Regions from separate parts of the Homo sapiens genome. Here all the other regions are linked to region 2. Evidence: chromatin loops called from intact Hi-C (ENCODE). Cell type or tissue: heart left ventricle. All regions are shown on one strand. Region 1 has its middle 65 kb from the start of STMND1. Region 2 holds the start of RBM24 (RNA binding motif protein 24). Region 3 has its middle 79 kb from the start of RBM24. Region 4 overlaps CAP2 (cyclase associated actin cytoskeleton regulatory protein 2). Region 5 has its middle 73 kb from the start of STMND1. Region 6 overlaps CAP2 (cyclase associated actin cytoskeleton regulatory protein 2).

Evidence for each region. Hi-C counts contacts between places; a loop is a spot of excess contacts. Peaks named below come from ENCODE experiments on the same cell type or tissue, not always from the same donor. Only the 100,000 strongest peaks of a DNase experiment are listed, where the experiment ranks them.
Region 1: it touches region 2 in a loop (5-fold over the local background); 33 of 110 quality-filtered maps call a loop at or near these places.
Region 3: a loop joins it to region 2, with 2.3 times the contacts of the local background. A loop is called at or near these places in 12 of 110 quality-filtered maps.
Region 4: a loop joins it to region 2, with 2.6 times the contacts of the local background. A loop is called at or near these places in 9 of 110 quality-filtered maps.
Region 5: a loop joins it to region 2, with 2.1 times the contacts of the local background. A loop is called at or near these places in 31 of 110 quality-filtered maps.
Region 6: a loop joins it to region 2, with 2.4 times the contacts of the local background. A loop is called at or near these places in 21 of 110 quality-filtered maps.

The regions. Positions count from the first base shown.
Region 1 is chr6:17,164,749-17,169,748 of GRCh38, forward strand. No RefSeq gene overlaps it. Among named protein-coding and RNA genes, the nearest start is that of STMND1, 65 kb to the left of the region's middle. In heart left ventricle, a CTCF peak has its summit at 2,821 (motif pointing left); a DNase peak (open chromatin) is centred at 2,793; H3K27ac peaks cover 250 bases.
Region 2 is chr6:17,278,891-17,283,890 of GRCh38, forward strand. RBM24 (RNA binding motif protein 24) reads left to right here and starts at 2,471. Exons shown (of 4, transcript NM_001143942.2): 1 at 2,471-2,859; 2 at 3,915-4,038. The coding sequence starts at 2,692. In heart left ventricle, a CTCF peak has its summit at 2,394; DNase peaks (open chromatin) are centred at 2,001, 2,451 and 2,981; H3K4me3 peaks cover 4,450 bases; H3K27ac peaks cover 3,974 bases.
Region 3 is chr6:17,199,376-17,204,375 of GRCh38, forward strand. No RefSeq gene overlaps it. Among named protein-coding and RNA genes, the nearest start is that of RBM24, 79 kb to the right of the region's middle. In heart left ventricle, no CTCF peak of the experiment used is centred here; no DNase peak of the experiment used is centred here; H3K27ac peaks cover 757 bases.
Region 4 is chr6:17,425,114-17,430,113 of GRCh38, forward strand. It overlaps CAP2 (cyclase associated actin cytoskeleton regulatory protein 2), which reads left to right. Exons shown (of 13, transcript NM_006366.3): 3 at 1,477-1,577. Among named protein-coding and RNA genes, the nearest start is that of CAP2, 34 kb to the left of the region's middle. In heart left ventricle, no CTCF peak of the experiment used is centred here; no DNase peak of the experiment used is centred here; H3K27ac peaks cover 708 bases.
Region 5 is chr6:17,172,690-17,177,689 of GRCh38, forward strand. No RefSeq gene overlaps it. Among named protein-coding and RNA genes, the nearest start is that of STMND1, 73 kb to the left of the region's middle. In heart left ventricle, no CTCF peak of the experiment used is centred here; no DNase peak of the experiment used is centred here.
Region 6 is chr6:17,467,242-17,472,241 of GRCh38, forward strand. All of the region lies in intron 4 of CAP2 (cyclase associated actin cytoskeleton regulatory protein 2), which reads left to right. Among named protein-coding and RNA genes, the nearest start is that of CAP2, 76 kb to the left of the region's middle. In heart left ventricle, a CTCF peak has its summit at 2,360; no DNase peak of the experiment used is centred here.

The sequences.
Region 1 (5,000 bases), 110 kb before region 2:
AGAGAGAAAATAAGTGTCAGAAACAGTCTTATGTCTATTATTCTTAAAAAAAAAAAAAAGGAAATTCTGACACATGTCACTACCTGGATGAACCTTGAAGACATTGTGCTAAGTGAAACAAGCCAGTCACAAAAAGACAAACATCATATGATTCCACTGATCTAAAGTACCCTGAGTAGTCAAATTAATAGAGACAGAAAGTAGAAGGAGGATTGCCAGGGGCTGGGGAGGGGGAAATGGGGAGTTGTTTAATGGTACAAAGTTTCATTTTGCAAGATGAAAAGGGTTCTGGAGATCCTTTGCACAGCAATGTGAACATACTGAACACGACCGTACACTTAAAATGGCTAAGATGGTAAATTTTATGTTATATGCTTTTTACCATAATTAAAAATAAATATGTAAATAAATAAAATAGAAAGTCTTAAGGTTCAAATAGCCACTTTTGTCACCTCACTCTGATGGTGGCAACTCATCTGTTCAAGGTGATTTCCATCCTCTCTGATGGAAAGGAATCCTATTGGATCCAGCCTGACTTTGACCATATGCTGAGGCCACATTGTAGAAAATAACTTGGACTACATCATTTAAAAATAATGGTTTAATAACTTTTCATCATAAGTTACTAATAGATGACAAGTACTATACCACAACTTAATCCGTATTTATATCACTCTGTGTTAATTACCTGGTTGTGGCACAGCTCGCTGTAGAATCCAAAGGCATTGCCTATGTTCACTAGCAGGAAAATGAACCGCAGCCTCTGTATTGAGCAACAGATTTGCTTTCTCATGCATAACTGTTTGGAAGAAACCCCAAAGCTCCAGTATCCATACAAGTCCTGGAATTCTCACAGATGAATTTTCAAGATAATTCTTATTCATTTTGTAGCAATTCCCCCTCTGTACACCCATTTCCTGTTTGATTATTTTTAGCATTACTCAAGCTGGAGATTCTGATCTGTCGGTAACAAGCTCTACCCTCAACTTGCTCGTTAAGGTAGTCAGCAAGGCTCTTTAAGAACATCCAGAAATCTCAAATTAAGGGGATGAAACCCCAGGAATAGATCACCTAAAAGATGAATGGAATGGGCTTCTCATTTCTCCTGTGTGCAATATACAGAAAGAATTTTCACTGTATTTAATTGCCTTTCCCTCTCATTGATATCTGGCTCTTTAAAGGCGTGCAAGATAGTTAGTTAAAAAAGAAAAAATGTCTGTACCCATGGCAACCTCTGATGAAAAGGACCAGCAGCTATTTCCAAGGATAGGTGCTTTAGATGAAAGACCTGAAGCTATGAGAGGCCAGCCAACATAGAAAGCAAATGTGTGGGCCGGGCGCGGTGGCTCACGCCTGTAATCCCAGCACTTTGGGAGGCCGAGGCGGGCGGATCACGAGGTCAGGAGATCGAGACCATCCCGGCTAAAACGGTGAAACCCCGTCTCTACTTAAAAAAATACAAAAAATTAGCCGGGCGTAGTGGCGGGCGCCTGTAGTCCCAGCTACTTGGGAGGCTGAGGCAGGAGAATGGCGTGAACCCGGGAGGCGGAGCTTGCAGTGAGCCGAGATCCCGCCACTGCACTCCAGCCTGGGCGACAGAGCGAGACTCCGTCTCAAAAAAAAAAAAAAAAAAAAGAAAGCAAATGTGTGGTGCACCGTAACAGCATTCCTTCCAGGAGAGGAGTACTTTGGGATTGAAGATATCTCAAGTGGCCTTTTCAAAAACCCAATTGAAGTAATAGTTTACAAACAGCACTGTATCATAATGAGCATAAACATTTCTGTGAATAACACAATTTTCATTTCTATCTATTGTCATAATTGCTGCATAATATTCCACCCAATGGATATAATGTATATTTTTAGGCTGGGTGTGATGGCTCATGCCTGTAATCCCAACACTTTGGGAGGCTGAGGCAGGCGGATCACTGGAGCCCAGGAGTTCAAGATCAGCCTGGGCAGCATGGAGAAACCCCATCTGTACATAAAAGATACAAAAATTAGCCAGGCATGGTGGCACACACCTGTAGTTCCAGTTACTTGGGAGGCTAAGGCAGGAGGATTGCTTGAGTCTGGGAGGCAGAGGTTGCAGTGAGCCAAGAATGCACCACTGCACTTCCAGCCTGGGTGACAGAGCAAGACTCTGTCTCAAAATACGTGTATATATGTATGTGTGTGTATATATATATATATATATATATATATATATAATTTTTTTTAATTTTTCTCATGTTGTTTAATACTTTGACTGCTTCTGATATTGCACTGTTAGCAATAACCATGATGAACATCTTTTTCCAAGTAGGTTTTCCCATATTGTGAATTGTTTCCTTATAATAGACTCTCAGAAAGGAATTATGGAGTCAAAGGATAAGAACATTTTTATAGTTCTTGATCCATGCTGCCCAATGGATTCTGTCAATTGAAGACCAATTTCACTCTATCCCTGTGAACCCTCAATATCATTAAAATAATTTTAATGTTGATTTGCACTGAAATGATTACTACTAAAGCTAAACATTTTCCATATATTCCTTATTCATTTATGTCTCTTTTTGTGAATTATTTATGTGATAGTTTGGAAACCAATGGCAGAGAAGAAGTTAAGTTCTGAAGCTTTCTAATACCTTCAAACACTTCCTTTCACACATCTCAACTACCTGTGACTAGCAGGCCAGAAAAATTCCCATGACACTATTATCACACCAGGCCGCTCTGCTGGGAGTGAGCACGTCCCATGTGGTTTCAGGCCAATCCAGAAGTGCCTTTGTGTTACCCACTGCCTTCTTCTGGCTGCCTGTCTGCCCTCTGGCGTCTCAGAGAGGTGATGCTGCCACTTCTGCGGCTGGATACTTGATTCCTGAAATCCGTGGTTCCCGACATTGATTGCATATTAGAATCATCTGGGGAACTCTTAAAATTCCCAATACCCAGAACTTTCTATACACCAATTAAACCAGCTTTCTTGGCATCAGTGTTTGTGAAAGCTCGATTGAGGATTCCAAGGTGCAGCCAAGGTTGAGAACCACAGCTTTAAATCCACAGTCATAAGGAGCACCCAACTAGGCATTCAGGATACAAAGCCCTGTGCAAGTTCACTGCTGCCCTCGGGCAGCTCACAACCCCCGTGGTGGGGACAGAAAAAGGTTTGAATGACAAAGCACACTCTGAATGTTATAAAAGGGAGTAATCATAAATAAATAAGTATATAAACATATATATTTATAATTAAATAGTACATATATTTATAAAAAGTAAAATATAGTTATTTAAATAAATATATGTATACATTTACTTTTATTAACTATAACTTGATCAACCAGTACCATCAACTTAAGGAAATTTTTGTGCACGCAGTTTTTATCATTAAGGGGTAAGCTATATAAAAACAGAGACTTGTTAAAAACACACAGGTAACAAACGCTGAGTTTGTGAATATCTCTGAACTTTCAGCCACTACTAACCTACAAGGTTGATTTTCCACATACGGGCGCTGATTTTTTTTAAAGGATGACCTTAAAACACTTTCAGATTCTGGCTTGCCTAAGAAATGGTTGCTTATGTTCACTATGCTATATTTACTAAGGCACAAAATATATATATATATATATATATATATATATATATATATATATGCATGCAGATTAGAAAAACCATTTAAAAACTAGAGATAAAAAGGGTTTTCGCTTGACTTCTCTTAAGAAATTTAACTCATTGCATTATTTCTCCCTGGGGGTACTGGAGCAGTATTTACCTATTCACCACGTGGTGCTTTGGACAAATTCGTAAATTATGGGCTTTGCCATAGTCAATGTCCCTACAACATCTCTTCTGACAAACCCAAGCCCCATTCTGTGGAAGACAAGTCTCTTCATTCAAGATCTGGATCAAAAGCATCAGAAATTGTTTTCTTACGTTTTGCTAATTGAGAATGTTAGGCCTGCTTGAATGGTATTTATAATTATAAATCCAAATACTGTCTTTAGAATTTTAAAAATCTATCTCATTATTTTACTGAATCTTAATGCATTTCCCCCCAAATTATCAAGATAATTATAGGTTTTAAAATGAAGCTGGGTGCCGTGGCTCATGCCTGTAAATCCCAGCGCTTTGGGAGGTGGAGGCGGGAGGATTGCTTGAGTCTGGGAGTTTGAGACCAGCCTGGGCAACACAAGGGGGCCCTGTCTCTACTAAAATTAAAAATAAAAATTAGCCAGGCATGGTGGTGCACCCCTGTAGTCCTAGCTACAGAGAAGTTAAAGTGGGAAATGGCTTGAGTCCAGGAGTTTGAGGCTGCAGTGAGCTATGATCACGCTACTGCACTCCAGCCTGGGTCACAGAGCAAGACTGACCCTGTCTCTAAAAAAAAAAAAAAAAAAAGTGAAAATAAATAAATGAGTAAAACGGCTTTATAGGCTTCATCTTACAGACATTTAGCCCTTGCTTTTTCTACTAAGGCCAATAATGAAATATAGCTCCAATCGTCTATATATAAACACACAGACACACATTAGACCTCAAAGAATTGAATTTATTTTTATGGGTTAAAGCATTTGAATGTTATCTGAGACAGGATTAAAGGCAAAGTGTTCCTGACTCTTCCTAACGGAAATAGGATCATCGCTGGCCCTGGGCCTGGTGGTTGAGTCCTCAGCTAGAATCATATACTGTATTCAAAAAAAAGACAGTTGAGCTCAGAAGCGTGTCCCAGGGTAAAATTGCTGCCCTAGCGGCTGTGCAAATTCTCAGGAAGCTAGATCAGAATTTCCAAGAGGCAGCTGGTCACGGCCATTCCTTCAGCTATCCTGGAAAGGGCAGGATTCTTGACCATGCTGGAGGCCCAGATGCCAAATAGGACCCAGTGTTCATGCTCACATAACCGCAGGCCCTGACTCATGAATTTTTGTTTCTGGCATCTATGTTGATATAGATACTCTATTAGAATAACTCTGGGCTCTTCTGTTGTAAAACCAAGCTTGATATGAAGCGCCAGAGAAGGC
Region 2 (5,000 bases):
TGATCAAGTATTTACTGTTCCCTTGAAAGAATAAAAACACTGCAGTCAGGGGTTGCACGGGATGGGAGGGACAATGACAAGGAGGCGTCTTATTTCCAGAAGCTGAGTTCTAGGACACAAGTATTCCAACCCGGGATCAGAATTTCCTTGTAGATCTCACCACTTTACCTAGTGAACATCCTAGCTGCTGGCTACACTCCCAGACACCCTCCTTCCCTGATATTATCACAGTCCTCTCCAGGGTGGGCTCCCAATCCAGGTAGGAAGAAAGGCGAGACAGCCAAAGGCGCCCTTCTAAGGCTTCTCTCTAAGCAGCTTCCCTTCACAAAAGGGTTTTGCCTGAGCCTCATCTACGTACAGTAATTCTTAAATGACACAAGATGGATGTTGAATATTAAAAAACACGCCTCTTCTCTTTCCCCGCCTGCTTTGTTTTTCTAACTTTTAAAAATTATCTTTCATCATACCAGCACAGAGAGTCGTTTTTGAACCTGTCCTTTAACTTAAGTAATGAAGAGAGGGTGTTTACAATTTCACTTTCTGGCTCTCATCTGTCTGTAAAATTCTTTATTATTTTTTTAATCGGGTGAAAAAAATGTTTTTAACTTTAATAGATTTCTGATTTCTCTATATCTCCCACTGGGGGTTCAAACTTAAAGAAACCAGTGACGTCAAAAAGTCAACCTCATGAGGAAGTCAGCAAGATGAAAAACGGAATTTAATGTTTTGCACAAGAATATTTGCATTCCCATTAGCCTTTGCAAATGCAACATTTCTCACCCTCTTGGGTTGACTGCAAAGGTGTCCTGGAGAGAAACAGAGTATGCACCTCTCTAACGGTTAACATACTGAATTGTTTTAATGGAATAAATGGTGCGGCTCAGGGGCGATTAATGTAGGGACTGTAGACTCCCGTAGAAAGGACTTAAAAGGCAATTGTGCACCAACAATGGTGGATGAAACCTTCTGCTCACATCAAATATTTTCATCCAAACCTCAAGTATGACTGATTGATTTTAAGGCCTAATTGAATGAATTCTCAATTAAAAGAAGTTGCAAAAAGCTGATGTAAAGTAATAAATATATATGGGGTGCCCTATGTTCTACAAATGCTTTCAGGTCTGCTGGTAGAAACCACTGGTTATGCAATAAGTTGATTTCAAAAATTATACCTTTTACATTTACATCCAGATAAAAACAGATGAGGTCAAGCCACTAAACATTCTTGTAATTCAAAGAGAAAGAAATAGATTAATTCTTTGTTTAGGGAAAAAAAAAAAAAAAGAACGACTTATGCTAAGACATCTGTACCAATCTTCCTGAATAACTAAGTTAGGGAGGAAAGACAAATTTGGTGACTGTGGGGGCTAAAATACTAACTTATGGTCCTCTGAAATAGAAGGCGGTGCCTGATGGACATAGGTATCTCCGGTTACTTGGTTTGGCTGGGCGGTAGCAATTAAAGCTAATGGTTTTCCCAACTACACCCAAGCGCTAGATCTTTCTTTTCCTTCTGGCTCTACCTCTCTGATACTTCCCCGCACTGGCTTTTTGGGGCCAAAGAAAGTTGGGGCCCTCCTTCTCACTCTTCAGACCCCAGGGTGTCCAGCTTGGGTTTCGTTCGGCCGAGCTCCTTGACCCCCCGCGCCCGGGAGGGGATTGGCCTCTCAGCGAATCGCCCCAGGCCTCTGGGGACCCCAGTTCGCCAGTCCAGGTCGCCGGCCCTGTCACCGAGGCCTAACCCAAAAAGCTCGCGTCGTCCCCTCTGGAAAGCAACGCAGCTTCCTCCTTGGGCACAGTCCCCGCACCCTGGGTCCCGGCTGGTGCTGCGCCGGGTCCCTAAGACTTTGACTGGTTAGAGCAGGCGACGCCGAGAGCCAGGCCGCCTACAGGCGTCTCCAGCCCTACCCCATCGCCGGCTACAGAGCGGGAGCCCCGAGCCCCAGCGCCGCGCCGCGCGGGGAGAGAAGCAGCTGTTCCCAACAGCTGGGGGGCGGCGGCGCCCGGCGCCCCAGGTGCTGCCGCGGCCAATCGCAGGCGTCCGGCCCGCCCCCCTCCCCAGCCGGGCGTCGACCCCCGGCCCGCGGGGGAAGGGAGCAGAGAGGTGGAGAGCTGTCCTCGGCACTCGTCTTCCAGATCCCACGGCGGGAGGGACAGACCAGAGCCGAAGCTGCGCGGAGTTCCTCGCCCCTGGCCCCGCCGCCGCGCCCCCCGCCCGCTTCGGCGCTCGGACGCTCTTCCCGCGGACCCTCCCCACACCCCACCCAAGGCACCTGATTCCTAAGGAAGAAAAATCTACCTCTAAAGCACCCGCTTCTTCGCTTGAGAACTACCCTCTCTTTTCATTTTTGGCCTCCCCGCCGGGTGAGTGGAAACCGCTTGCACATTCTATAGAACCCGATTCTAATCCAGACGATCCGGAGAATTTGTACGGTGACCGGCAGGGGGGGCGGGAGGAGAGAGCGAAGTCAAGTCTCCAGGGCCGCTGGCGACTTCGGAAGCCGCGCGCCCGGCGCTCTCGGCCGCCCCCGGCCGCTCGCCCCCGCCGCGCCGCCGCCCTCGCCCCCGGGCTCGCCCTTGGCCCCCGGCGGCCGCGAAAGGGTGCGGGAGACGCGGAGCCGGAGGAGGAGGCGCAGCCGCTGCCCGAGCCGCAGCCGCAGCCGGAGCCCGAGCCGCGGGGCGGGTGCGAAGATGCACACGACCCAGAAGGACACGACGTACACCAAGATCTTCGTCGGGGGGCTGCCCTACCACACCACCGACGCCAGCCTGCGCAAGTACTTCGAGGTCTTCGGCGAGATCGAGGAGGCGGTGGTCATCACCGACCGGCAGACGGGCAAGTCCCGGGGCTATGGATTTGTAAGTTGCACGGACTGGGGGTGACGGGGAGGGACGGAGTGGCGGCTGACCCCGGGGATCGGGAGCTTGGAGTGAGGGGCTCGGCGTGACCCGTGAGGAGCCCCGCGGGTAGAGCGGCGCTGCCCCTTCGCTCCGGGGTGAACTGAAACTTTGCTAGGGGAGAGGGTCGGCGCCAGCCTCGCGGGGTTCGGAGAAGACCCAGCGCTGTGCGAGGTCGGGGGCCGGGCAGGGCAGAGCAGGGGTGAAAGGAGAGACCTGTAATGACGGCGGGATTTGGGGTGCGGAGGGTTGCGAGGGAGGGGCCGCAACCCTGAACAATTGCATTCCCGGGCTGGATGCCGGTTGTTAAGCGCGCTGTTGCTTTGTAAAAATGCGTGTGTTCTGGTGTTTTGGCTGGGGCAGGGAGGGGACACCCCACGAGGTCTGGGGCTGTTGCCCTTGTGTCATCCCCCCGCCTTTTAACTGCAAAGGTAGGTTCTTTTAAATCATGATCCTAGGGCTCTTTGCCGAACTGAAACAGAGCATATTAAGCTTCCTTCCTAGAGATTTAAGCGTGCAAATTCAGCTGCCGAAGAGCAGGGAGCCCCAGAGTAGGACAATAGCTATTGTCGTTGGGGAGTGTTTTCGAGGTTGGGAGCGTTGGGCGGATGTAAGGCTGGACTTTCTTTAAAGCAAACGGTGCCTCTGAGGCTGAGTAGGGACCTGGGGGGCGGGGGATTCGGGGGAAGGAGGATCTAGAGTTCCAAGAATTTAGGCTTCCAAATCTCGGCTAGGCCCTACTAACACCCTTAAGATTTCGGCGGTGGGGTGGGGGGAGGCAGGGTTAGAGGGTTTCTTTCTTTTTTCCTTCGTCTACCCGCCCCCCCCCCCCACGCCCCCGCCCGCCTGTTAAAAATGGGAGATCAAGGAGGAGGGTCCAGCCAAAAGAAGCAAAGAATAGAAAAAAAGTTTGATCTCAGTTTTATCATGAATGACTTCTCCATTGTGATTCTTGATTTCCTTCATGGGTTAATTTAGAGGTTATGTATGTATGTCTGTGTGTGTCTGTTGCTAAGGTCACCATGGCTGACCGGGCTGCTGCCGAAAGGGCCTGCAAGGATCCCAATCCCATCATTGATGGCAGAAAGGCCAACGTGAACCTGGCATACTTAGGAGCAAAACCAAGGATCATGCAACCAGGTGAGAAATGTCTGTCTCCCCTACCCCCCTCTCCAAGAACCCCCCATTTATGGGTGGGATGATTCTCTAATTTAGAAGACATTGTCTCTTTCTGTAGATGTGTTTAGTAAACTTGAACCATGGCTTGTTATTCTACCAAGGCATTAAACATAAATGAGAGTTGTAAATACTCCTCTCAAGGCTTGAAATGTACCTGTGTGCAAAAATGGATCTTGGGGGTCGTGCAGGAAGAAGAGTTAGTCATGTCTCACCTGTTTCCTATATGGCATACATTTGTAGTCTGCTCTCAATTTTCCAATTTTTAGCCACCTGTAGATAATTCACATGTGGATTATATAGGCCAAATTTGTCGACTTCAGCTAATATACTTCCCTACTTAGTGGTGTCTCTCCTTTTAGCACCAGTTGCACTGTGCTCAGAGCAGGCAGTCTGACTTGAACACAGACCCAAGGGAAGCATTAAGGGGTAGGGGCGATGTCCAAATGGTAAAGGTTTTGTTTTTTTTTGAGATGGAGTTTCGTTCTTGTTGCCCAGGCTGGAGTGCAATGACGCGATCTAGGCTCACTGCAACCTCCGCCTCCTGGGTTCAAGTGATTGTCCTGCCTCAGCCTCCCAAGTAGCTGGGATTACAGGAATGTGTCACCACACCCAGCTAATTTTGTATTTTTAGTAGAGACGGGGTTTCACTGTGTTGGTCAGGCTGGTCTTGAACTCCTGACCTCAGGTGATCCACCCGCCTTGGCCTCCTAAAGTGCTGGGATTACAGGCGTGAGCCACCGCGCCTGGCCCAAAATGGTAAACCTTCAACATAAAATCACAGAGTATTAGCAATCAAAGAAAACAGAAATTGCACCTACTCAAGAACCCTATGCTACAGACAAAGAAACTGATGCTTAGAGATGAGAAATATTTTACTTAAGTCATGTAGCTATTAGTTGCCAAAAGGGAGCAGTTTTTTGTCT
Region 3 (5,000 bases), 80 kb before region 2:
AATTTGTTGATGTGTAAGATGAAGGCATATTCCTCCTAAGAAGATTTGTATTTGCATATTCTGGGTGCCTAGAAGCAGTAACACTGTGGGACCACTTTTAAATTAAATTCAGAATTTCAATTTTTTAACCACTCAGATAATATCAAATTGACCTGCAGATACTCAGAAGGGCTCATCTGCTAGGTACAAGTTCTCAGAGACTTTTTCTTATTCCTCTTGCTCTGCTGAGCCCCAGAATCTTTATGAAAGGTGTATTACTTTGCTAGGGCTGCCATAACAAAATACCACAGACTGGAAATCTTAACAACAGAAAATTTTCTTACAGTTCCGAAGGCTGGAAGTCCCAGATCAAGGTGCTGGCAGGGTTGGGTCCTCTGAGGCCTCTCTTTTTGGTTTGCAGAGGGTCACCCACCTGCTACCTCCTCACACAGTCATTGCTCTGTGCACTGGTGTCTGTCCTGGTGTCTTTGTGTGTTCCAATCTCTTCTTAGGACACCGGTCATATTGGATTAGAACACACCCTAACAGCCTCATTTTAACTTAATTACCTCTTTAAAGAGACTATTTTCAAATAGGACCTCCGGGTATCAGAGATTTTGGCACCTAGCTTTCCATTTAGTCTTCTTGGTTCCCATATCCATTTATATTTTAATCTATTAATTTCTTATTATCTTGTCAGCTTTTCTATGTTTGAGTAATGTATCCTTGCATAGTATCAGTATCATAAACAACATTCTACTGAATTTTATATAGTAAGCAACATGTGAACATTTTGTTACTTTTGTAAAAGTGTTTTCCCACTATACTTATGTTTTTCTTTCTTTTTTTTTTTTTTTTTTTTTTTTTTAGAGACGGAGTCTCGCTCTGTCGCCCAGGCTGGGGTGCGATGGCGCGATCTCGGCTCACTGCAACCTCCGCCTCCCGGGTTCAGGTGATGCGCCTGCCTCAGCCTCCCAAGTAGCTGGAATCACAGGCGTCCACCACCAGCTAAATTTTTTTGTATTTTTAGTAGAGACGAGGTTTCAGCAGGTTGGCCAGGCTGGTCTCAAACTCCTGACCTCGGGTGATCCTGAGAGGTGACAACATGCTAGCAGCCCTCGGGCGCCTCCTCGGCCTCGGTGTCTGCTCTGGCCACGCTCAAGGAGCCCTTCAGCCCGCAGCTGCACTGTGAGGGCCCCTCTCTGGGGCTGGCCGAGGCCAAAGCCGGCTCCCTCTACTGGCGGGAAAGTGTGAAGAGAGAGACGCGGGCTGGAGCTGGGGCTGCGCACACCGCTCGCGGGCCGGCACGGGTTCTGGGTGGGCGCAGGCTCGGCGGGCTTCGCGAGCCCTGCACTCGGCGCCGCCGGCTGGCGCCTGCTGGGCTTGATTGGAGGCTGGGTCCCGTGCATGAATCGCCCTTCCTTCTTCGCGCGGTCGTTGGCCACGATGGCGGCTCTCCGTCTTTCTCGCTTTCCCTCTTTTCCTCTTGGTTGTCCGGGAGGAGCTTCCTCTGGGCTGCCGGACTGCCCAGGCTGGGTGCCCCAAACTCCCTGCAGCGAGCTCCAGTCAGAGGTGAAGCTCGCTGGGCTTCTGAGACGGGTTCGCAGTTGGAGAACTTTTCTGTCTCGCTAAAAAATTGTAAATGCACCCATCAGCACTCTGTGTCTAGCTAATGGGGCGGGGACTTGGAGAACTTTTGTGTCTAGCTAAAGGATTGTAAATGCACCAATCAGCACTCTGTGTCTAGCTAAAGGTTTGTAAACTCACCAATCAGCACTCTGTCAAAATGGACCAATCAGCTCTCTGTCAAATGGACCAATCAGCAGGATGTGGGTGGGGCCAGATAAGGGAATAAAAGCAAGCCACCAGCCCCAACAGTAACAACGTACTGTAGTTCCCTTCCGTGCCGTGGTAGGTTTGTTGTTTTGCTTTTTACAATGAATCTTGTTGTTGCTCAGTTTCCATTCGTATTTCCTTCATGAACTGTAACACTCACAGGGAAAGTCAGCAGCTTCACTTCTAGAGCCAGCAAGACTGTGAACCCACTGGGAGGGATGAACAATTCTGCCACCTTTATGAACTGTAACACTCATTGCAAAGGTTTGCAGCCTCACTTCTGAGGCCTGCAAGACCACAAACCCAGTAGAAGGTAGGAACAACTCCAGACATGCTGCATTTGAGAGCTGTAACACTCAATGCTGAAGGTCTGCAGTTTCATTCCTGAAGTCAGTGAGACCACGAACCCACCAGAAGGAAGAAACTCTGGACACATCTGAACAGCCGAAGGAACAAACTCTAGGCACACCATGTTTAAGAACTGTGACACCACCAGGGTGTGCAGCTTCATTCTTGAGGTCAACATAAACCAAGAATCCACCAATTCCAGATACAGTTCACCCATCTTGGCCTCCGAAAGTAATGGGATTACAGGCGTGAGTCACCACACCTGGCCTACTTCTGTTTTTCTTTAGTTTTTCAACACAGATGGAATGATGAAGACTAGCAAGGCTTTGAGCACTGAGTGCAGAGATGGTCACAAAGTGGAAGTTCATTCAAATTTGTTGAATAAATATAAGTTCTTTGTTGTTATATGGTCAGATATGCTGTTGCTTTCCCTTGTGAATCGTCCTGTTTCTGGCATCCAAAAATTGAGGGTTATTCCTGTCATTTATACATTAAATGGAAGATATGCTGGAGTAAACAAATCAGTCAATATTTCTAAAATGTATGGTATTACAAATGTAGGTAAAGTTAATACCAACCTTAATTTTACTTATTTTTTGTGGAGATGGAGTCCAGCTATGTTGCCCAGGCTAGTCTCGAACTCCTGGCCTCCCACCTCCTCCCAAAGTGCTGGGATTACAGGCATGAGCCACTGCACCTGGTAAAACCTTAACTTTATTCAGTCAACCTGATTAAATTATGCTCCAGACCTCTGATGATATTCTGACCTCATGAAATGTGATTAACACCTTGGATTATGTTTTTCTGTGTTTCTAAAGTAAGTTAATCATGTTGAGAGACATGCCTGTATTCTCCCCCAAGGCAATTTGCTTATTAAAAACATTTTTCTGAGCCATTTCCAAGAACTTGAACCTTGGAGACATCAAACCAGTCTCAGGACATAACTTGACAAAGGAATTCGCTTCTCAGGGTCCTCTGCCTCCCCTCAATTTCTGTAATTCTTTTCACGCTTTCCATTTGTAATGCCTAGGGATCGAGGGGGAACAGGAAATCTCCGTCTTCCTAACAATGGCAGCACTCACAGGATGAGGTCCTTCTCTTCCAAAGGTCCCGGGAGCACACTCCTCATTTGGTGAGGTGCCTATTTATATCAATGACCTTCCCCACTTGCAGAACTTGAACAGCTGCACAATATATATAACGAAATGGAAAGTAACATGACACGTGTTTCAAAGAGAACACAGGGAAAGGGATATGTATCCAACGTTCCTTCCAGCTCTCAAAGCCTGTGCTTCCTTGAGTCAATATCATAAAAATAACAAGGGAGCCACCCTGGAGCATGACTGAGAAGGCTGTTTTAGAGAACATAATTTTGACTCTCTAAAGGCCAAGCCTGAAAGAAAGAAGAAAATGTTTAAGAAAGGAGAGGGGGGCTGCTAATAGCTCTTAATGAGTGATAGAGTTACGCTCTTTTAAAATCTGAAACAGGCCATCTTCAAAGGCACCAATCATTTCACTCAATGTATTTGAAAATAATTATAGATTTATTTCTTGGTACCCTTGAGATACAGAATCATGTTTGTATGACTTTGTATCTGCAGGGCCTATCTAAGGCAGGGCCTTATACACAATAGTCACTCAATTCATGTGTCTTAATGAATTAGGACAATCTCAAGAGTGACAGAGGCTCTGTGTGTGTGTGTGTGTATGTGCACGCACATGCATATACCACTAATTCTAAGGAATCAACATCTATGGTACCTGCTGTATACCATATAATCCACATTTATGGTATACCACATTGCTCAAGGAATTGAGGCTTTTGAGGAGATGCCACAGGTGGAGTATAAAACTATTCTAAACTGTAATTTTTTTTTTTGAGACGGAGTCTCGCTTTTGTTGCCCAGGCTGGAGTGCAATAGCGCGATCTCGGCTCACTGCAGCCTCCGCCTCCTGGGTTCAAGAGATTCTCCTTCCTCAGCCTCCCAAGTAGCTGGGATTACAGGCATACGCCACCACACCTAATTTTTCTATTTTTAGTAGAGACAGGGTTTCTCCAGGTTGGCCAGTCTGGTCTCAAACTCCCAACCTCAGGTGATCCACCTTCCTCAGCATCCCAAAGTGCTGGGATTACAGGCATGAGCCACTGCGCCCAGCCTAAAGTTTAATTTTTTTTTATTTTTTTTTTTTGAGACAGAGTCTTGCTCTGTCGCCCGGGCTGGAGTGCAGTGGCGCGATCTCGGCTCACTGTGAGCTTCGCCTCCTGGGTTCATGCCATTTTCCTGCCTCAGCCTCCTGAGTAGCTGGGACTACAGGCGCCCACCACCACGCCCGGCTAATTTTTTGTATTTTTTTAGTAGAGACAGGGTTTCACCATGTTAGCCAGGATGGTCTCGATCTCCCGACCTCGTGATCCACCTGCCTGGGCCTCCCAGAGTGCTGGGATTACGGGCGTGAGCCACCGCGCCCAGCCTTAAGTACTATTTTAAAATATTTTTGTGATGACTAACAACTACATTTATGACTTCTTGTAGAACAATGGATTCGGCAGCTTATCTCAGAGGTAATTATGCCCTCTTTTGCAATATTCACCATAGCTGAGCAATGGAGATTATTCCTAGCTAAATGATGGAATGGTTGTTGACACTGCTTCCATTTGATGTTTTGTTTTGTTTTTCTTGTAACTGAGTCTCGCTCTGTAGTCCAGGCTGGAGTACAGTGGTGCGATCTCCACTCACTGCAAGCTCTGCCTCCTAGGTTCACGCCATTCTCCTGCCTCAGCCTCCTTAGTAGCTGGGACTACAGGCTCCTGCCACCACGCCTGGCTAATTTTTTGT
Region 4 (5,000 bases), 150 kb after region 2:
TGGGTAATTGGGAAAAAGAGAAAAAGAAAGACACTCTCCTAATAGTTTTGTGAGCATAGAGAAAAGGAATCCTAGATTTTGGTTAGAGTTTTCATAGTTTCTCAGTATTGTATTTCTCAATATTAGGGACATGAAATCAGGGACTTAGATTTTTTTTCTGTTAATTAAAAGGCAGGGAAGGAAATGCAGAGCACACCTGTTGGGCAGTTGCCACTTGAGCTTTGCCAGTAATTTGGCAGCTCTGAACCCAACAGGTATGGGCTCAGCAGTCAATTTCATTCCCACTATGGTTGTCCCCCCACCCCCTGGGGAGTGAAGAAGGAAGAAAATGAGTGAAATCAGCTTTCTTTTCCTCCTTGCCCAGAGTTCATTATTACCTTCTGATTGTCCTGGGTAATCTTGGTAACTGTTTGTAAGGTCATTATAGCACCTGAGCAGGTGGCTATGGAAGAAGGGCCACTGGCTTTGGATGACTCGGCTGGGTTCAGGTTTTGGATCTGCCTTTTGTTTGGTCTGTAACTCTGGCCCTGTCAGGTGCTGTGTTTGCAGCCATTTCCTCATCTGTGATGGTGCTACCTACCTCCCTGGGTCCGGAGGGAATGAAATGAAATTATGTAGCGTCTTTACTCAGGAGGATGAAAAATAGGAAAACAGTGTTTTCCTGAGCTGTTGAGAAATGTTTAATAAACATTGATGGAGATCCGGGCATGGTGGCTCACGCCTGTAATCCCAGTACCTTGGGAGGCCAAGGTGGGCCGATCACTTGAGCCCAGGAGTTGGAAACTAGCCTGACCAATATGGTGAGACCCTGTCTCTACAAAAACTACAAAAATTAACAGAGCACGGTGGCACGCATCTATGGCCTCAGCTACTTGGGAGCCTGAGGCTGGAGAATCACTTGAACCTGGGAGGAGGAGGTTGCAGTGAGCCAAGATCACGCCACTGCACTCCAGCCTGGGTGACAGTGAGACCCTGTCTCAAAAAACAAACAAACAAACAAACAAAAAAACCAAACACATTGATTGAGTGAAGGAATGACTTAGCAAATGAATTGGTGAGAATGAAATTGATGATATTAAACTTCCATATTGCCTATGGCAAGACAGTCCCAGGTTTTCTTTTTTTTTTTTTTTTCTTGAGATGGAGTCTTGCTCTGTCACTCAGGCTGGAGTGCAGTGGCGCGATCTCGACTCACTGAGATCACCTCCACCTCCCAGTTTCAAGAGATTCTCCTGCCTCAGCCTCCTGAGTAGCTGGGATTAAAGATGCCTACCACCACACCTGGCTAATTTTTGTATTTTTAGTAGAGACGGGTTTCACCATGTTGTCCAGGCTGGTCTTAAACTCCTGACCTCAGGTGATCTGCCTGCCTCGGACTCCCAAAGTGCTAGGATTACAGGTGTGAGCCACCGTGCCCGGCTAGTCCCAGGTTTTCATTCAACGGCCAGGGAATAACAAACTGCTCCTTTCCCCAAGGTGTGGCACCCTCCGTGGAAGCCTTTGACAAGCTGATGGACAGTATGGTGGCCGAGTTTTTAAAGAACAGTAGGATCCTTGCTGGGGACGTGGAGACCCATGTAAGTACTTTCCTCCCCTGTTCTCAGTAGAGAGTTTAAACTTACCAGCCCAGCCTCTGACAACGCTAACAGCCTGAGGAGATCTTTATTTATTTATTTAGTTTTTACTCTGGCTAGGCAGATGGTGGCTAAAACATTCATTTACCCATTTATTCATTTAATTGTTCCTGCAAGGCCTATGGATAGAGTATTGTCCAGCACTGCTCTGGAAGCTAGGAGCATGGGGATGAACAAGATAGGCTACATCCTGTTCTCACAGAACTTCCACTTTAGTCTGGGAAACAGATGATATATACAAATATATAAATGAATTCAGGTAGTTTTAAGTACGAAAAGAATAAGAAAGCAGAGTCATGATTTAGAGTGCTGGAAACAGGGCTATTGCTTGAGATAGGAAGGTGTATCTGAGGTGACACTGAGCAGAGATCTGATGGAGAGAGGTAGTGAGCTGTGGAGTGATGTGGGGAAGACAGTTCCAGACAGAGGGAACAGCAAGAGCGAAGGCTCAGAGCAAGCTTGGTGTGTTCCCAGCAGAACAGAAGGCCTGGGAAAAGATAAGGGAGAGGGGTAACAAGGGCTCAGAGTACAACATGCTCTTCTAGTCACAGTGAGGGACTCGGCTCTCCTTCCCACTGTGATGGGAAGCCACCCGGGGTCACCGGGCAGAGGACTCAGGGCGATTTGATTTATGCTTTTAAAAAGGTCCCCTGGCTGAGCTGACTCAGTCACCAGCCACCCTTCTTCTTTCTGTAAAATGCGGCCTGAGGATATCACCTCATATCCATTGGGATGGCTACTATCCAAAGAACAGGAATTAACAAGTACTGGTTAGGATGGGGAGAAACTGGAGCCTCTACGCACTGTTGATGGGAATGTAAAATGATGCAGGCACTGTGGAAAACAGTGTGTTGGCTCCTCAAAAAAAAAAAAAAATGGAACTACTGTAGATCCAACAATTTCACTTCTATGTATATCCCCCAAATTTAAAAGCAGCATCTCCAAGAGACACCCATGTTCATAGCAGCATTATTCACAATAGCCACGAGGTGGAAGCAACCCAAGTGTGCATTGACAGATACACTAAATGTGGTCTGTACATACAATGGAATATTATTCAGCCTTGAAAAGGAAGGAAATGCTGTTACATGCTGTAGTATGGATGAACCTTGAGGACATTATGCTAAGTGAAATAAGCCAGACACAAAAAGACAAATACTGTATGATTCCATTTATTGGCAGTGCCTAGGGCGGTCAAATTTGTGGAGACAAAGTAGAATGGTGTTTGCCAGAGGCTGGAGGGAGGAGAGAATAGGAAATTGTTCAATGAGTACAGAGTTTCAGTTTTCCAAGATTAAGAAGTTCTGGAGATTGTACAACTATGTGAATATACTTAACACTATTAAGCTGTACACTGAAAATGGTTAAGATGGTAAATTTTATGTTAAGTATATCTTACTATAATTTTGAACAAAGTACAGCCTGAGGAAAAGCAAAAACACAGAATTTGATAATCTCTGGGTTGGAAGAGAACTTTAAAGGTACCTAAGCTAGCCTGCCAGTTTTAGACACTTTTCATATTTTAAAAAATATTAGCATCATCTCCGGGGTTAGTCATTGTTTGCATTCATTTAGTGAAAATCGAATGTGATAGCCAAACCAATTAAAAACATGAAAAGAAATGTATCACTGGGTTCTTCTTTTTCTTTGGCCTTTGTTTCTCACTAAGGATTGAATTCCAAATCTGTCTACCTATAGATTTCTCAGCAATGACAGAATCCTGGCAAAACCATTTTCAGTATAGATTCACAGAAAATCTGATTCTTGAATAAAGTTGTGGTTTGGGGCTTTTCGCATATTCTCACTCATAGGTGGGAATTGAACAATGAGATCACATGGACACAGGAAGGGGAATATCACACTCTGGGGACTGTGGTGGGATGGGGGGAGGGGGGAGGGATAGCATTGGGAGATATACCTAATGCTAGATGACGAGTTAGTGGGTGCAGCGCACCAGCATGGCACATGTATACATATGTAACTAACCTGCACAATGTGCACATGTACCCTAAAACTTAAAGTATAATAAAAAAAAAAAGTTAAAAAAAGTATAAAGGGATTCTCTTTTTGCTCCCCTCCCAATTAGACATCATATGCAACACCCAACACCAGTCTCCCAGGGGATCCAGTGACTCCGGTTATGCCAGAGGCTCCAAGACTGTAATTAAATAGGTGCTTATCTCATCACATTGCAATGTATTTGTTTGCCACATCTAAGAAAAACAAAGATACTTCTCCATTTCTGTTGAAGTACCCCTTGGTGAAAGAGACAAGCCTTGATATATACGAGTTCTGGAAAAACCTGGGCACTAAGATGCATCCACGTCAAATGTATCCCACAGCACTATTGTTACTACTCTAGTCTGTTTTTTTCCTCAGTGTTTTTGTTTACAAGAAACCTTGTATGCAGCAAGAGAGTGGCTGAGCCTCTTGTATTCTGAGGCGTGATAACTCCTGAACGCTAACATACACAAAGGAATATTATCTGCAATACACTGAAAAAGATGCTTGAGTGATTGATGAACATTTTCTGTCTTGAACACTATGACAGTAATCATTGTATCATTATGGTTACTATTCATTAATGCCAACATTAGGCTTCTGAGGTACACAGTACATTATAACTCATTAGGAGTATCTCAAAAATTCTAGATAGAAGCTTTTTACAAGAGAATAATGAGACCTATAAATAAGTATATTTAACTTTGCATTTTTTAAAAAAGTAAGATTTGTATGCTGTCTTCAAATTGCACAGTAAACAGTCCCTTTAAGTTCTTTTTAGAACAGAGTGAGTTATAAAGTGTAGCTTGGTTAATATTAAGTTTTTCATCTCTTCATTCATCAGGCTGTAAACAGGATGACTCAGATGAAGGAATATTCTCAGCAATGAATATGTAATGCTTAAGAAAATTTATGTTCTCCCTAGTTTTTAAAAAATAGAGGAAAGGAAGGAAAAGAATAGAAGACAGAAGGAAGAAAGGCAAGCAAGAAAGAGAGAAAGAAAGAAACACTTGTCATCTGAAAGTTTAGACTCCAGCTCTACAACACAAAGAAAAGTACAGGCAGCTATAGTCCATCTGCCCATGACGTTAATACTTTGAACATGCCGTTTATTTTTTCTCTCGCTTACAGAACCATGTGTCATTGGCATTAAGCTTGCAGCTGTTGCCTCTCACATCAGCCAGAAGTGGGGGTTGAACTTTATTCCAAGAACACACCTGTTGCCTAGGAAAAAAGCCCTCACATACCTGATTGTACAGGATGGAAATTTGAGAGTGACACAAATGTGCATCATATTAAATCCTGTGCCTGTGCTTAAAAGTCATTTCACAGATACCAGTAAGGAATAAGGGCAGCCAAGCTATG
Region 5 (5,000 bases), 110 kb before region 2:
GTTTGTTCAACCCCTCCTTTGATTATATAAGAAAATCCAGTATCCTATTAAATCCCTTCATATGCTTAAGCTAATTTGAGTTGATCTTTTATCACATTCAAAGAAAAAAAAAGCAACTCATGATTAATGCACCATTGAACTGAAAATATATGAACTATTTGTCTCAAGGAATTTCAGGGCTATGTCAGGATTTTTCGTTCTTGATATAAGGAGGCCAAATCCTTTGATAGAGCTGCCAAATGATCCCTACCTTAAAAGGGCTCTGCAAGATCTGAGGGAGATGAAAGCAGTCAGAGGATAGCCCTGTTGTGGATCAGACATTTACATAAAAGGAAAGCACCCAGCACATCTGCATAGGAGCACACTGCCTGGCTGAGGACAGATGCTAATAAGAATCTCATACCCTTCCCCTGGGCTTGCTGAGCTACCCATAAAGGGGATGCACTAATGTGCCCGTGAGACCTGAGCCTTTGAATATCGAGATAGAATCTTCAAGATAGTATTCAGTAGAGAGGTCGTATATGAGCCAATCACATACAAGTCATGTCAGTGATTCACAATAACTTTTAGACAATTCAAGAATGCCATTTACATGAGTGAATCCCACCAGTAATTTTTTTCCTAGACAGAAGCTTCAAACACCAGGCTGTCACATTCAAAACATTCTATGGCCCAATTCCTATGAAGCCTTCACAAGCTCCTTAGAATCAGGTGCCTCTGCAGGGGAAGCAAGCAGGCAAGGGAGAAGGGGAAGGGGCAGGGGAGGGGGCCAGGAGGAGAGCCTGCTCGCTGGTTCCAGCTCCACGCAATGAAAGTGACCTTAGCTCCCTAGGTCAACATCTGCGGGTGCCAGTCCTGCCCCCTGAAGCCTGATATTCTGAAAGGAGGAGCCACACCCTACCTGGCAAGAGAAGAGGAGGAAGACCAGTTCTAGAGAAAACCTTTAACTTGATGGCATGTTCCATCCCCCATTCAGCACCACTTCCCAGGTCCTCCTGATAGTGGGTTGAATCATGTCCCACCCCCCGTTCACGTCCAACCAGAGCCTCAGAAGTGCCCTTGTTTGGAAATAGGGTCTTTGCAGATGCATTTGCTAGAACCTCGAGATTAAATTATCCTGGATTTAGGGTAGGCTGTAAATCTAATGACTGATGTGCTTATTACAAGAGAAGAAGACACAGACAGACATGGACAGCGAAGGAAGCCATGCGAAGAGAAAGGCAGAGATCAGAGGGAGGCTGCCACAAGTTGCGGAGTGCTGGGGCCACCAGAAGCTAGGAAGAGGCAAAGAAGGATTCTTCTCTAAAGCCTTCATGGGGAGCTTGGCTCTGCTGACACCTTAATTTTGGAGTTCTAGCCTCCAGAACTGTGAGAGAATAAACGTCTGTTTTGTTTCTGTTTTTGTTTTTGTTTTTTTGAGACAGAGTCTCGCTCTGTCGCCCAGGCTGGAGTGCAATGGTGCGATCTCGGCTCACTACAATCTCTGCCTCCCGGGTTCAAGCGATTCTCCTGCCTCAGCCTCCCGAGCAGCTGGGATCACAGGAGCCTGCCACCACACCCGGCTAATTTTTGTAGTTTTAGTAGAGACTAGTTTTCGCCATGTTAGCCAGGCTGATCTCAAACTCCTGACCTGGTGATCCACCCACCACAGCCTTCCAAAGTGCTGGGATTACAGGCGTGAGCCACTGCGCCCAGCCTGAACCAGTTCTTATTAGAAAAGATGATAGTGACCGGGTGCGGTGGCTCACATCTGTAATCCCAGCACTCTGGGAGGCTGAGGCAGGCGGATCACCTGAGGTCGGGAGTCCGAGACCAGCCTGACCAACGTGGAGAAATCCCGGCTCTACTGAAAATACAAAATTAGCCAGGCGTGGTGACACGTGCTTGTAATCCCAGCTACTCGGGAGGCTGAGGCACGAGAATCGATTGAACCCAGGAAGCGGAGGCTGCAGTGAGCTGATATCTGCCACTGCACTCCAGCCTAGGCAACAAGAGCAAAACTCCATCTCAAAAAAAAAAAAAAAAAAAAAAAAAAAAAACGCCAGCGGGGTGGCTTACGCCTGTAATTCCAGCACTTTGGGAGGCCAAGGCGGGCAGATCATGAGGTCAGGAGACCAAGACCATCCTGGCCAACATGGTGAAACCTCATCTCTACTAAAAATACAAAAATTACCTGGGCGTAGTAGCGCATGCCGGTAATCCCACCTACTCAGGTGGCCGAGGCAAAAAAAAAAAAAAAAAAAAAAAAGGATGATACCACCATTTCCCCAAAACATTTCCATTTTTAAAGAGGATCCTTAAAAACAAATCCTCAGTTGGTAGAATGTCCTATATGGGGGGAATATTTGAGGACTAGACACAGCTTCCCTTCTGAACAAGAAGAAACATTCACCCTGGGATTCTCCAGGTTAGGATTTGGGTGCCTTTAGAGGGACTTCAGAGCAAGAACTCAGTTCCCCCGAGAGCTCCTGCCACCAACCCACCCAACTGATTCCCATCAGGCAAGATCATGTCAAAAATGCTTTCCTCATCTTGGCTGTATATATTCCCCCACCATCTTCCTAGCCCTGCATCCCAATCACACAAAGCCATGAGAGCTAAAACAGACCTTAGAGATCCCCTCACTCAAAGTCCTCAGTATACAGGTAAGGAAACAAAGTCCCAGATAAGCATTGAGGCCATGTAGTTCACAGGACTGAGATGAGAACCATGATCTCTTCCACTCCAGATACAGTAACTTAGCTGGGCATGGTGTCATGTGCTTGTAATTCCAGCTACTCAGGAGGCTGAGGCATGAGAATCGCTTGAACCCAGGAGGCAGAAGCTGCAGTGAATCGAGATCGTGCTACTGCACTCCATCCTGGGTGACAGGGAGAGAATCTGCCTCAAAAAGAGAAAGAAAGAAAGAAATACAGTAACTGACACTTGTTGGTTGCTCACCATGTGCCAGGCACTGTGCTTAGTGCTTTGGATACATTAGCTCATTCAGTTCCCTCTGAGATATGCAAACCCTTCGTTAAATTCACAAACATATGCAAGAATGTACAAGAATAGTCCACTACCAAAAAAGAAAAAAGATGGCAAGAAGATGATGCAAAACATTTCTTTTCCGATTGAGAACCTTTCAGCTTGTCGGCTAAGATGCATCTGAGTGATCCTTCTCTTTCTGGTCTCATCCTCTGGCCCCCTCACTCAGGATCCTTCTGGCCCTTTCTCCCCTATGTTCTCCCCCCATGGGAGTTGGTTGCCCCTTGTAGACAGGAGGGGCACCGTGAGATCCTCAGTGTTCTGAGTGTCAGTTCTGTATGTCCTGAGAAGGCCTTGCCAAGCCTTTATTGGGTCCAAGAAGAAGCATCCCCAGCATGGAGCATCTACAGGAAAAAACCTCCTCTTGCTAACATAACCACCGTTCACAGCAAAACTTCAATCGGTTATCCAAACAAAGCTTTGGTCTTTTCTCTGTCTTCTTGTGCACCCATTCAGCACCTAGACTGAAGATGGTCAAGGAGAGGGGAGAAGAATTGGGAGGGCAAAAGAAAACCCCGTTCTGCCACAGAGAGGTGCTCCTCTGAAGTGGAGTGAGGTTAAGTAACTTGACCAAAGAACTAAGGAACCAAAGGGCCAGCTTCAAACCGGGCTCTGTTTTTGTCTGCTATGTCTCATCTGCTCAGGGAGTTGAACTGTAACAGTCCAGAGAGTTTGGCCCTAGGCCTCTGCTTCCTTAGCTATCTTCTAGTGACCAGGGAAACCATCTCAGCCTCAGCCACGCCCTTGTCAGGACCCCTCTAAGAATTGGGGTTAATTTTGGAAGTAGGGTGAGCTCAGAGCAGCTGGAAAGTTGACAGTGCTCATGTCTTTCACTACCTCTTTGTGTTCCTGTCCTCATTCCTCCATCTTTATCATTCATTTTTTGAGACAGGGTCTCACTGTCTTGCCCAGGCTGGAGTGCAGTGGTGTGATATTAGCTCACTGAAACCTCTGCCTCCTGGGTTCAAGTGATTCTCATGCCTCAACTTCCCCAGTAGCTGGGATTACAGGTGCACACTACCAGGCTAATTTTTGTATTTTTAGTAGAGAAGGGTGTTGACATCTTGGCTAGGCTGGTATTGAACTCCTGACCTCAACTGATCCACCCGCCTCAGCCTCCCAAAGTGCTGGGATTACAGGCATGAGCGACCATGCCTGGCCTGGTCTTTATCAATTATAACTCAGACCACATAGTTGCGTGGCCTCCATTTCCCAGTTCATGCTGACCTGGAGGCATAAAGAAGCCACACTGATGATCGTGATTCTGCAGTCGCTTCCCTCTGGGGCCTCCTGCTCCCCTTTCCCACATCAAGCCTCCACCCTAGGGTATTTCACCAGCACTTATTCACATCCACACTCTACTGACCCTGCTTGCATGAGAAATGAGGGGACTGAGCTTCTTGCTGTGGCTCCCACCACGTACCAACCTGCCAGGCAGACACTGCCTCTGGTCAGTACTCCCAAAAGGACACACCATGGGTGCCTCTGAAGTGGGGAGAACCTCCTTCAATACCTTATGCAGAAACCTGTAGATACACCAGATATCTGGGTCTGATCCCTGAAGACCTTTATTTCTTGGACATGTTGACGTAAGCCACATGCCTGTGCCCCTTCTTCCCTTTGTTCCTTCTTGATGAATGAAAAAAAAGATGGTGGCTAGAACTGGAGCAACCAACATAGACTACAGGTGACCTTGGAGAAAGAGGCCACGGGCTGCTGATTAACAAGCTAGAATGAGCATTTGATGACTACATCAACTGGATTTGCTTCCAGACTCTCATATGAGAGAGAAACAAACTTCTATCTCCTTTGACACACTGCTGTTTTGGGATTTCTGTACATCATGGTTGAACCTAATCCTACTAACATCCTTTAGTTCTGTTTGTACTTAATGTGCTCAGTTAAGCATGTTTAGTTGCAAGTAACAGAATACCAGGCCAGTGGAGATTTGAGCCATAAGACGTTTCATTGTC
Region 6 (5,000 bases), 190 kb after region 2:
AGATGATAAATGGATATTGTTTTAAGCCACTGAGTTTGTGGTAATTTGTAACACAGCAATAGAAAACTAATAGGGATTCTCTCAATTCCCTTGTTGCTGAACTCTAAGGTAATGAATTTTTAAAAACTTTTTGTGGGTACATAGTAGGCATATGTATTTATGGGGTTCATGAAATGATTCGATACAGGCATGCTATACATAATAACCACATCACGGGGAATGGGGTATCCATCCCCTCAAATATTTATCCTTTGTGTTGCAAGCAACCCAATTATACTCTTAACGTTTGTTTGTTTTTTTGGGACGGAATCTTGCTCTGTCACCCAGGCTGGAGTGCAGTGGCGCTACCTTGGCTCACGGCAACTTCAGCCTCCTAGCTTCAAGCAATTCTCCTGCCTCAGCCTCCTGAGTAGCTGGGATTATAGGCACACGCCACCACACCAAGCTAATTTTTCTATTTTTTAGAAGAGATGAGGTTTCACTATGTTGGTCAGGCTGGTCTTGAACTCCTGAACTCGTGATCCGCCCGCCTCGGCCTCCCAAAGTGCTGGAATTACAGGCATGAGCCACAGCACCCGGCCTACTCTTCGTTATTTTAAAATGTGCAATTATTATTGACTACAGTCACCCTGTTATGCTATCAAATAGTAGGCCTTATTCATTCTTTCTAACTACTATTTTCTTACCCATTAACCATCCCCACCTCCCCGCCTCAGCTCCCCCACTACCCTTCCCAGCCTTTGGTAACCATCCTTCTACTCTGTATGTCAATGATTTCAATTATTTTAATTTTTAGATCCCATAAATAAGTGAGAACATGCAATGTTTGCCTTTCTGTGCCTGGCTTATTTCACGTAACATAACAATCTCCAGTTCTATCCATGTTGAATTTTTTTTTTTAATAAGACCACAGGCCATAGACCACAATGTGCCCTTCAGTTCCTCCACCTTCACCCTTCCATCTATCCTGGCAGAAGCCGGATAAAGGATTCATTGACAGCCCTGATTGACAATGGTGACCCCCAATTTCAAATTTCCTTTCTCACTTTGGCAATGAGGAAACAGGTCTCTTGCATTCTCTAATACTAGGACATTTCAACATTTCAGCCTTGACCCACAGAAAAAAGGATATTTTACTTTACCACCCAGTTTCACAAAACAGTATTCTTACCATGTGCGCTGCATTCTGACATTTTTCTTCTAGTCTATGCTGTGCTGTGGTCATCACCCACTGAACTGATCTTAAGATGCACTAGTGGTCACACCTTGCAGTTCAGAAGCACCTTTCTCATTGATTTATTACATGCTCATGACACAAAACACATTATAAAATATTTGCAAAGCATCTCAGCTTTTCTTGTCTCCCCTTGTTGTATTTTACATAAATAACCTTTGAGCAAAAGAATGGCCCAGTTCTTACAGCACTTCTTATAGTCTAGAATTTGTCAAGCCCATCCTCTTCCAGTTGATGGAAGGATTCTCACATGGAAAATGGCCAAGAAGCCCCCACCCTGGCTTGCTCAACTATTCATTTACTTTTACAGCAGGTGAGCATAGAGGAAGTATGTTATTTCTAGTTCTCAAACGTAAAAAACAATATTCAGTGATACATTAATAATCCAGCCCCAGGATGTAGACCTGGACCCATTCCTTTATTCACTGTCCAGAGTCCTTTTTGCAGACCCTACATGTAAGAGCCACACTACACGTCATTTATAAGAGTTGTATGTCAAAATAAAATTGTAGAAAGTGTTGAGTTGACATGAACAAGTGTTTTTTGGCCTGAGGCCACCTCACCTCACCTCACCTGGGAGAGATGAGAAAACAAGAGTGTTAACAATTTTAACCATGGGTGACTCCAAAACTCTCGCCCGAGCTGCAGAGGTAACCTTTTGTAAACCACGCATCTGATGCCTTGATGGGCACCACCCCAAGGAAGACTATCATTCGGGGAATTCCTGGGAGGTCTCCCACTGATGTCCCACCAGTCTAACCCTGAGTAGTTTGCAGGAGCAGAAGAGAAGCACCCGGAGGGTGGAGAACTATAGCTGAGGGGCCATAAGTACAGCAGGCTTTCTGCTGCCTTCACACTTTCCCTATTTTCTCCAGCATTTCTCGTGCTGCTAAGACCTGACAGTGAAATGATCTCTGTGTGTGTGTGTGTCTGTGTGTGTCTGTGTGTGTGTGTGTGTCTGTGTGTGTGTGTATTTGCATGGAATCAATATGTACCTGCACATAGAGAAAAAATTAATCTTAAGTTTTTCAACTTCAGGGAAGATGATTTATGGTCATTGGCTGCCTGGTAGGTTTTATTCTATCTAGGAAGTCTGAGTTCTGTATTCCTCCATAAGGGGGAGAGAGAGAGACAGAGAGCGCGTTTCTACTATCCTCCCTCTCGTTTTCTTGTCTTTATTTGAACTTGTACTTTAAAGGGAAATAGTGCCTTCCTGTGCATAAAGCAGGCATCTAAAACTGATTCTCTTTCCTTTCATTGTTTATACAATCTGAAAAATTAGATGGAGAAGGAAGGTTAGTGAACCTTCTTGGCCGTTCCTCCATCTCTGAGTGAATGCACATGCCCAGCACAGTCCTCCGCTCAGCACTTTCTCCATAAGGATTTTCTAAGGCATGGAGCAGTCATCAAATTTGTTAATAATTTGTTCACATTAAACTAAGCAAAAAAGCCTAGCGGCAGTGATCTTAGGACTTAAGCTAATTATTTAGATGCATGAGAGATCCAGATTATTAGTGGGCATAAATATGTTCAGGATTTTAATAAAACATATTAATTTGTGAGGGTTGTCAAGAGCAGAAACTTTGGACTTGGGCCTACTTGGATTTGAATTTCACATTTTCTACTCATTAGCTCTGCTAATCCAAATGCGAGAAAAACGAATTCATCTATGTCTTCTAAGTTTGAGAATCTTCTATCTTTTTCTCGGTATCTACTGGAGAATTAACTTGGTAATCCACTGACCCACTCTAACCAAACCAACTTGTCAAGTTACCCACTTGGGGGAAGGCAGTTAAACTTTCTAAGCCCGTGTTTTCTTGTCTTTAAAATAGGGATAACAAATAATTCCTATCTCAAAGGGTTATTGTGAGGATTAAATGAGAAAAAGCAGGCGAGGGTCATGTGACTGACTAGAAAAGTTCATTATTAGTCAGTGTTGTCTGACTGCTTTAGCAAAAAGTCCCCAAATCTCAAAGGCTTAACAGAAGAGATTTTTTTTCTTGTTCACATAAGGTCTGCTCCAGTGTTTTTGGTTGCCATTCTTCCACATGGTAGTTCAGGGTCCAGGCTTCTTCCATCTTGGGGCACCCAACTCCTCTAATTCCTCAGCCATTGAATTGGAAAAGAGAATGCAGGAAGGTTTTATGGGCTGGGCTTGGAAATGGCCTATGTCACCTCACCTTCATTCAGTCTTCTGGTCATTCCTAGCTGCAAAGGAGACTGGGGAATTTAACCCACCTCTATGCCTGGAAGGAAGAAGTAACAGATTTGGTGAGCATTTGGCCAGTCCACCAGAGTGAGTCACTTGGTTTGGCTAAAATGAGCTCTTTCTCTGTGGAAATGTATTGTCTTTCCAAAAACTCATAGGGATTTTCCAGACTAATACCCCATTTCTCTAGCTGTCCAGGGAAAGACAAGAAAGACTTTGAAATCTAACAGCTGAATTTTTATTGCACTTGGGTATAAATAGATGTATCTATGTATGTATGCGATATTTCAAAATTTCTTTTAACTACAGTGAGTTTATACTTTTTCCCTATAAAATGTTTTACCATAACGATAAGGTGTCAAGTTATTGTCCAGTATTTTAAAATGCCAAACAAAGTAATCATGTGACTGATCTCAGAGCATACCTTGGGTAAATTACTTGGTGCTAGTGGCAGGTCTAGAAATTGCAAAGGAAAAGCAAACGAAGGAACACAGAGCCAAACTCCCAAGTGTTTCTTAAGTCCATGCCCAGAAAATGTCATAGCATTGCTCAATCAGAATTGCTGAATCTTCCTGAAAGATTTGGCCATGATTAGTGCTGCTAAGTTCTGTTGTCAAGGGCCATATGACAGATAACATAATGCAATAAAGTAATTCTGGCCCTAATGTAAAATGAAATGTCTATTTTGAAATATTGCTATGAAGTTGGGTTTTTCTTAATACAAAGGCATGAAGAAAATATTCTGTTGAGTAACTACTGTTAATTATATGTGCACAGCAAGGATTTTTAATGGGTTTTTAAATATCGGTTTCATTGATCTTGGAAGTAGAAAAAAGCTACAAGAGAAGTAAAAGGTAAAAAAGTTAGGCCGGGCACGGTGGCTCAAGCCTGTAATCCCAGCACTTTGGGAGTCCGAGGCGGGCGGATCGCGAGGTCAGGAGATCGAGACCATCCTGGCTAACACAGTGAAACCCGTCTCTACTAAAAATACAAAAATTTAGCCAGGCATAGTGGCGGGTGCCTGTAGTCCCAGCTACTCAGGAGGCTGAGGCAGGAGAATGGCATGAACCCGGGAGGTGGAGCTTGCAGTGAGCCGAGATTGCGCCACTGCACTCCAGCCTGGGCAACAGAGCCAGACTCCGTCTCAAAAAAAAAAAAAAAGGTTTCATTCTTTGTATCACGCTTAGTTATGTTTCAGTTTAGCCATTTAGCCGTGGTATTTCCCAGTGGTCTGGATTGACAGTTTCAGGAAGGAGTAGCACCTTAGAATCTAAACCAGTGACTCACTTTATGAGCTTTTCCAAATTACCTCGATAGTCTCACTTCATAAATATGCGTAAGTTTCTGCTCTGTTAATAGTGCTGAATGGGCCGGGCGCGGTGGCTCACGCCTGTAATCCCAGCACTTTGGGAGGCCGAGGCGGGCGGATCACGAGGTCAGGAGATCGAGACCATCCCGGCTAAAATGGTGAAACCCCGTCTCTACTAAAAATACAAAAAATTAGCCGGGCGTAGTGGCGGGCGCCTGTAGTCCCAGCTACTTGGGAGGCTGAGGCAG